3 separate regions of the Mus musculus genome follow, and regions 2 and 3 are each linked to region 1. The links are chromatin loops, found by intact Hi-C in ENCODE. Cell type or tissue: heart. All regions are shown on one strand.

Region 1 (2,500 bases):
GCACCCTTTTAAAAGATGATGTGAAAATTTTGCTGATGGCTGTCTGAAGCATGGTGCATGGTTATTTCTGAATATTTGTTCTCATGCAACATGGCTGACATAATCATATTCTCAGATCCTTCACACAAATAGTGACTTTTGTGTTTGCTGTTACTGCCTGGGATTTTTTTTTTTTTTTTTTTGCCATGAAGAATCCTATGAATTCAGTTCTTCCTCACCAGCTAGGCTGTGGAGGAAGCAGGAAACAGGGGACAAGGGGCAAGTTCTTGGCATCCCTTGTAATGCATAAGCTGCTGAAGCTGGGAAGGGACCATCACATGAGCAAGACACAGAATTTTCATCTGACTCCGGTTACCTGTGCTGCTCAAACTTCTGGGTGCACAGTAGTCACTGGGGTTGGGATGGTGGACACTTATCGTCTGGTCCAGATGTTTGGAAAGGCAAGGAGACTGAATTGTTGTTTCAGATTTGTTTTATTTTATATGTATGCGTGTTTTGCCTGAACATATGTATGTGCACCATGCATGTGTCTAGTAATCACTAGATCTCCTAGAACTAGAGTCACTAATGGTTGTGACCCACCAAGGCAGATGCTGGGAGCCCAAACCTGGCCCTCTGTAAGAGCAGGAAGTGTTCTTAACTACTGAATTATATCTTCATCTCCAAGATTCTGCTTATAACAAACTCTGCAGTGACAAAGTTTCAGGATCAAGACATTACACTACTTTTGTTTTACCTTTAAAGCCGAAACCTTTGATGAACTCACAGGATACCATGCTATTCACAAATGAATGTAAAAATACACAATTGGTCATTGAAAAGTTTTGTTTTTAAAAGTATAGAATGTTCTTTCTAATGAAAAAGAAATATAAATCAGGAAGGGAAGGCATTTCCCCCTATTTAAATCCAGAGAGAGGATATTTATAAGTCTGGCTGATTGCGTTGCATCATAGAAAATAATTTTGGCTGCATTTCACGAGCCTCGTCTCAGTGAAGCTCATTGTCCACAAGATGGCACTGCTGGGCCACCACACTATTGGGAGGTACCAGCGCTGGATCTGTCCAGTTGTCTGGTGAACAGCAGGGGAGCAGGACCTGAGACCAGAGGAAGTCTCTGAGCCTATTTCCGAAGTCATTATTTCCACAGGATCTCCATGTCCCTCTGCTTCAAATGAATGAATCACGGGCACTGAGACAGAAACATTAGGGGGTTGAAAAGAAAAGAGGAAAAAGGAAAAACTAAGAAGAAAAATGAGGGCCCCAGGAAATATGGAGTGCCACATTTCAATCTGTCTCTTATTCTTTTGACAACAACTGTCGAGAAAGTCAATATGCAGGTGCTGGGGAAGGCAGAGCACCTGTATGGGCAGGTGGATGGGCAGATGGGCTGATGGAGGAAACAGTAGCTAAAGACACCTAGAGCACAGACTTGAGAAGGTGATGGGGAACAGAAGGGACCGGGTGATGTTCTGCTGAGACTTAGAGCAGCAGTGGAGGCTGAGACAATCTAAGCACAGCAAAGAGGCAGAAGCCAGAGAGAGCGGGTTAAAAGTCTCTAGGTGGGACTGCGCACAATGGACACTTACTCACAGTGATTGCCAAGAGAAGAACCAGGGAGATGAGGCTGACAATGACTGCCTCGGGCTTGGTGCCAGCTCACCCCATGCTAGGTGTGAGTACCATTTCAAGTGAGCAAAGTACAGAGCCTCAGATGTACAGAGCCTCTCATTCAAACTTCAAGAGGCAGCAAAAAGCAGACCCTGATCTGGACTCCTATAGTGCTGGCCACTACAGTCCTTCAGAAGGGAACAACTATGGACCCACTACTAGTAAGACTGGCTTGGGGATATGTGGAACCATGAAAGGCAGCCTGGCTTCTGGTTGAGCTAGGTTTGAAACCCTGGTGACCCCACAGGTGACCCTGCAAGGGATGGTAGGTGTTTTGCCACGCTCCTCGATGCCAGGCCCCTAACATGAGGCAGCAGCTCTCCATAGGCCTGTGGCCATCAGTCACGTAAGGGCAACGTCCCAAGCCCCTCCACAGGTAGAAAACCACAGGTCATGTAGCCTCACCACAGATCTCCATTTTAATGAGGTACCTAAAGTTCTGAAGGGCTTATCCAGTAAACTTCCCTTCCCAGACATTCCTCCCTACAAAAGGTATTTAACCTCGGGCCTGTCCTGAGAAGGTGGGGTACAGTTTTACTTATCACAACTCTCTGCCATAACAATAAATGTCTTAAAGCCATGGACTGTCTCTTTTCGTCAGGATCCTCTGTGGGGAGCAATGGAACAGGCCTTCATCTAAAGAGCCGAATGCTAATCTCTCACAGACAGTCTCTCAGCTCTCCCAACCATGGCTTCCACCAAGCCAAGCCAAGGACTCTCTCCTCTATGTGGGACCCAGCCAGAGCTCTCCTCCCCACTTTTCCTTAGGCCCTGGCTGGATCCAGCCCATGGGCCCTCACTCCATTCTCAGCTCTTCCGATGAGTCCAGCGG
Region 2 (2,500 bases), 310 kb after region 1:
CTACGGGATATGGCTGGTGGTAAGTAATCGGTGTAAAGTGACACTGGGGAGGTGGTGAACACTTTAAAGATGACTAAAGATCCTCTGCACTTGGCTATGTTATCCTAGGATAAAAACCAAGGAAAACTGTGGGGACTAAGAGGAACCCCTCCTTCTGGAACAAGGGTTGCTTTTTAAACAGGGAAGGACTGAGTTTGCAAACATATAGATGTACACTCTATGCAACTCAAAACTTAAAGCAAATGAATACTGACAAATGTTCTTTATAATGGACACTCACAGCTTATATTCTTAATAAGCAATAAGCTCAAACTCCTATAAGCCTTGAGTTAGCAAACTGAAAGGCAGGACTATTTGCCTGTGCTATGCAAGGGCTCTCTTACCTGAGTCCTGCTTGCTTTCATCTTCATTGACCAAGAATCCCATGTGGTAATTCCCCACTTGTTCTGGGTAACATTTTTCTAGTTCACAGACTGGTGGATAGTGGGTAACGAACAGTGTTAAGGATTTCACCTAAAACAGTAAGACATATAGTGTTGTTTTGATTAAAATTTCAAATCTTTATAAAAGCTACAAGAACAAAAACTACCATATACTCTTGGCTTAGACAACAAATTAATATCTTGACACGTTCCTTCCCTTTCTCTAGCCTATAAAGGCAGATGGGCAAACAGACACACATGCATGCGCATGCACGCTCACACCCATAAGCACGCAAGCACAGACATGTTTCCTGAATCACCTCTCCCTCCCGCAGTACTGACAACTGAACCCAGGGCTTTCGCACAGTGGGCAAGGGCTCTGCCACTGAGCCACAGCCTCAGTCATAATCATTTGACAATTAGCTGCAGATAACATCACCTATATAACCAGAATAAAATTCCTATAAATAAGAAACTTACTAACAGAGTATGACTCATATGTCTTCTTAAGTATCAAAAATGCTTTTTCCCCCCTCTTCTTTGTCCTTTATGACATTAACACTGTGATTAACACACAAATTTAACTGCTTTCTTATTACCAGAAATTAAAAAGAGGAATTTGAAATTTAGTAAACAAAACAAAAACTAAGTTTCATCTATACAGGCACCATTCAAGTTAAATACGTGGGCAAAACCACAACAAAAATATAGAACTGACTGCTCTTCCAGAGGTGCTGAGTTCAATTCCCAGCAACCACATGGAGGCTCACAGCCATCTGTAATGGGATCCGATGCCCTCTTCTGGTGCTTCTGAAGACAGCTACAGTGTACTCACATAAAATATATAAAAAATTTTAAAAAAATTAAAAACACACTGAACAAAAACTTTGTGTTTCTGAGAAAAGGCATCAAAGATCAGCTAAGTACAGAGAAGCCTGGCCATGCTAGGCTTAGGAAGTGTCACTGCTGTCAACGGTGGTTCTTCCCAACTTGATCTAGAGACTCAACAGAATGCTGAGCCTGCTAGACGGTGGAAGGGACAGGCTGCAGCAACAGTGTGCAACCATGATGTGAGGGATAGCATTCCTGTTCTCTCTGGGTCTCTGAACTGCTTTCCTTTGAGGAAGCCTGGCTTCGTTTTATTACAGATGCCCAAGAGACCCAGAAAAGAGAGCAGAAGGCCCAGCTAAGTGCCAGCACCAAGCTTTCCAGCTTCTGTGTGAGCGACATTAGCAGGGAGTCCTGTAGCCCTTGTCCCACCTTCAGATGACAGCTACTCCCACTGACACGCTTGTCACAGCTAGCAAAGATGGAATTGAACAACACCCAGAGTTGCTATGACGGAATCCCGGTGAGCAGTGACATTCATTCACTAACAGTCACACCACGGACACAGTAGAGCACAGCAGAAATTATGAACTAGACTTCAGGGCTGGCAAACTCATTCTGCTGTAACTTCCTCCTGGAGGTCAAGCAGCTGTTAAAATGTGTTGGTGGTAAAAGGGGACTTTACCAAACCTTTACCATATGTAGTGAGATGTAGCTTTTCAAATTAGGATTAAAAAAAAAAAGGAAAGTGTTTTACGGGGAAGGTGCATGTTATCATTATCATGTCATCCTAATAAATGTCTGGACAAAACCCGGAGCTCCTCTGGCTATTTAGTTCATTGACAAAGGTAGTGAAGTGCTTGCCACACATGTAAAAAGCTGGGTGTGGTGCTGTGAGTTTGTAGTCTCTTTCCCCGGAGACTCCATGGGGCTCACTATCCACATACACTTCCACACTCATGCACATTCCTTGCACATGCACACATACACACATGCACATTCCTTGCACATGCACACATACACACGTGCATATTTCTTGCACATGCACACATACACACATGCACACTCCTTGCACATACACACATACAGAAGGGGAAGGGGGCATGCAGGCATTACATGAAGGCTTTACAACTATAGTTATACAATAACCATGAGACCAGAGTTCATGTCTCTCCACAAAAGATAACAGACTTGTTAATCATCTCCTATTTAAATGTATGCTATTATAATATGCTAGCTTCAAACAATAT
Region 3 (2,500 bases), 820 kb after region 1:
GCTCTATAAGATGGGATTTTGTGTCTACCCCATTCACTTGAAAACGGTGTGCACAACTCCTAGACAGGGCCACTTGACAGCAAGCTTCTGTGGATGGTCAACTTCGTATCAAGTGGAGTAGTGATCGATTGTGTATCTGAATTCACACCGTTTAGCAGCACAGAGAGGGTAGCTGGAAAAACCGGCACAGGGTGTGCTCGTCCAGGGTCAGTCCTGGGAACGCTGGGATGAAAGTCATGGGAGCTCACAGTCCAGTACCAAAGGCAACGGGCAAAGGCTGTGCAGATCAGCATGGCAGGCTGCAGGATTAACTTTCAGGGGCGGTGGAACCTGTGCAGACGTGAATACAAATCACAACTATACACTGCACAGATCGGAAAGTCATTTTCCAAACGGTGGACACTGATCCAGGTCTGAGAGCTGGGCCAGGCCAGGAGGTTGGGCAGGCTGGCAGGGAGCTGGATCTGATGTCGGACTCAGTCTTATTTTCACCACTTTCCTGAACATTCTAAAGTGAGTGGTAGGACCGTAGTAAGTATGGAGAAGAAAGAGAGCTGCTAATGAAAAATGAGTGCCCATGACTAGCTGCAGCCTGTGCTCAATGGTCAACTGACACTCTGCCTTTGACAAGAGGCAGATTCCATGAACTTAGAGACCCTGCCAGGAAAAAAAGCAATTAACCAGAAGGAATCCACCCCAGGCTTGGCCGGACCCTGTTGGAGCTGGAGTGGGTGAGGGAGGCGGGTAAGTCTAGCAAAGCCACAGGGAAAGGACTGTGGTGTTTTTCAGGTACATTCCTAGACAGGGCTGTCCTCGGCCACAGATCCCAGAGTCCCAACTGAAGATGAACTGCTGGGTCTGGCTTGAATACCCAGCTAAATGCCACCTAGTTTCCGAGGCTGTGTGCCACTGCTGCCGTGAGGAATGATGGGCAGGCCAAGTGACGTGGCTTTCTGGTCCATTTCTGCACAGTCTGGAACATCTAAGAGAACGTTACACTGGGCTCTAACCCAGCAGCTAGGCCAGGAGCCCAGCTTTCTATGTGAATGCATTTTGGGCTAAAGTTTCCTCCCGCTGTGCTGTCTAGCACTTCTTACTTGGACCAGTGACATCTGCATGATCGGGAAGCATGTGGGGCATGCAGAAGCTCTGCCTCCCTGTCTCTAGTCAGAATATGCATTCAGGGCAACCTGGCTGAGAGCCAGGGGGCGCCATAGAGCAAGGAGCGGCACCCATACTAGCAGACGTTCAGCCCCAGTCAAAAGCCGCTGGATCTGATGTTGGACTCTCTGCTTCAGAGACGAGGCTGGCCCACAGCAGGAGCCTGCAGGGGGCTTCCCTTCAATGGGGTGGGAGAGCAGAAATGGCAAGGACCCTCACAGCTGCTGGCAGAGAGCACCGATTTATGGGTCACTTTCGCTATTTCGAGCAAAAGAGGCCGAGCAAGAGTTTAAACCAGGGCAGCCTCCTCTAGGTATGTGGGGGCTTCATGAGTAAATCCCAGGAACTCGGTAGCAAGCAGAGGTCTCATTTCCATTTTCCAGATGGTTGAGGGATAGATAGGGCTGGGATGTTGCCAGCTGGCTGAACAAACTCGGGACCCTCTCTTTGCTCTATTGGTGCCAGCTGGTTCTTGGGCCAGAGATGCAAGCTGTGCCCAGGCACACGTCATTCCAGGTCCCCGGAGACATGCCAGGCACCGGCTGTTGGTCTTTCTCACCAGAGCCAAGGCCCAGCCGTGGGTCTTCTCTCATAGGCACCGATGACCACGACTCTTTCTCTCTTCTCCATCTTAATGACCGGTATCACTTCTCAGACCACACACCGCACCTCACATAATGCCGCAGATAGATGTTGGCTACAGAATGGCTCAGGCAGGAATAAAGAGGCTGCCGTGTTCAAGGAGCTCAGAGAGCTGATGTACTGGGACTCTCTGTAGGGGACCAGATAAAATGTCTAATGAATGCACAGAGCTGCCAAATACAGATCCAGATGATAGGCCGTTTGGAATTGCCACTTTGAAGCGGGCACCAGCAGGAGAAAGTGCGCCTGAGTTAGAGCCAGGGTCCTAGGCTGGGGTCCTCCACTGCGGCATTTCTCCAGAGTAAGGTTCACGACCCGCACTTCAGTGTGCTGGTCACGTGTCAGCCTTGGGGTGCTACCTTCAGAGGCCTGCCCCAGCTTGTACATGGTGTGGTTGGTGAGCATGTGTCTCTAGGCTTTCCAATATGATTGTTATAGTCACAGGTGTAACTACTGGCATTAATGATCAAATTGGATCTGGGCGAGCAGGCAGACAATGGGCTTTCCCTTGTATAGACAAGCAGAGAACCACTCACTCACTTACTCACTCACTCACTCACTCACATTCAAAATGGGGTAAAATCCAGTCCAAAAGTGTGGCCAAATTGATCACAGCACCCATTACTTTCATAGCTACAACCAGAGTGATTGGAGAAGAAGGCGGTGCCCTTTTCTTGTGGAACTCAAGGGACTTCTG

What was found. Peaks named below come from ENCODE experiments on the same cell type or tissue, not always from the same donor. Only the 100,000 strongest peaks of a DNase experiment are listed, where the experiment ranks them.
Region 2: a loop joins it to region 1, with 6 times the contacts of the local background. A loop is called at or near these places in 5 of 42 quality-filtered maps.
Region 3: it touches region 1 in a loop (4-fold over the local background); 13 of 42 quality-filtered maps call a loop at or near these places.

The regions. Positions count from the first base shown.
Region 1 is chr13:91,907,392-91,909,891 of GRCm38, forward strand. The region is part of intron 19 of Rasgrf2 (RAS protein-specific guanine nucleotide-releasing factor 2); the gene reads right to left. Among named protein-coding and RNA genes, the nearest start is that of Gm46435, 16 kb to the right of the region's middle. In heart, a CTCF peak has its summit at 1,009 (motif pointing right); a DNase peak (open chromatin) is centred at 1,030; H3K27ac peaks cover 207 bases.
Region 2 is chr13:92,220,573-92,223,072 of GRCm38, forward strand. Msh3 (mutS homolog 3) reads right to left here. Exons shown (of 24, transcript NM_010829.2): 22 at 384-513. Among named protein-coding and RNA genes, the nearest start is that of Rasgrf2, 90 kb to the left of the region's middle. In heart, a CTCF peak has its summit at 1,224 (motif pointing left); no DNase peak of the experiment used is centred here; H3K27ac peaks cover 238 bases.
Region 3 is chr13:92,732,322-92,734,821 of GRCm38, forward strand. No RefSeq gene overlaps it. Among named protein-coding and RNA genes, the nearest start is that of Gm41018, 26 kb to the left of the region's middle. In heart, a CTCF peak has its summit at 1,204; no DNase peak of the experiment used is centred here; H3K27ac peaks cover 495 bases.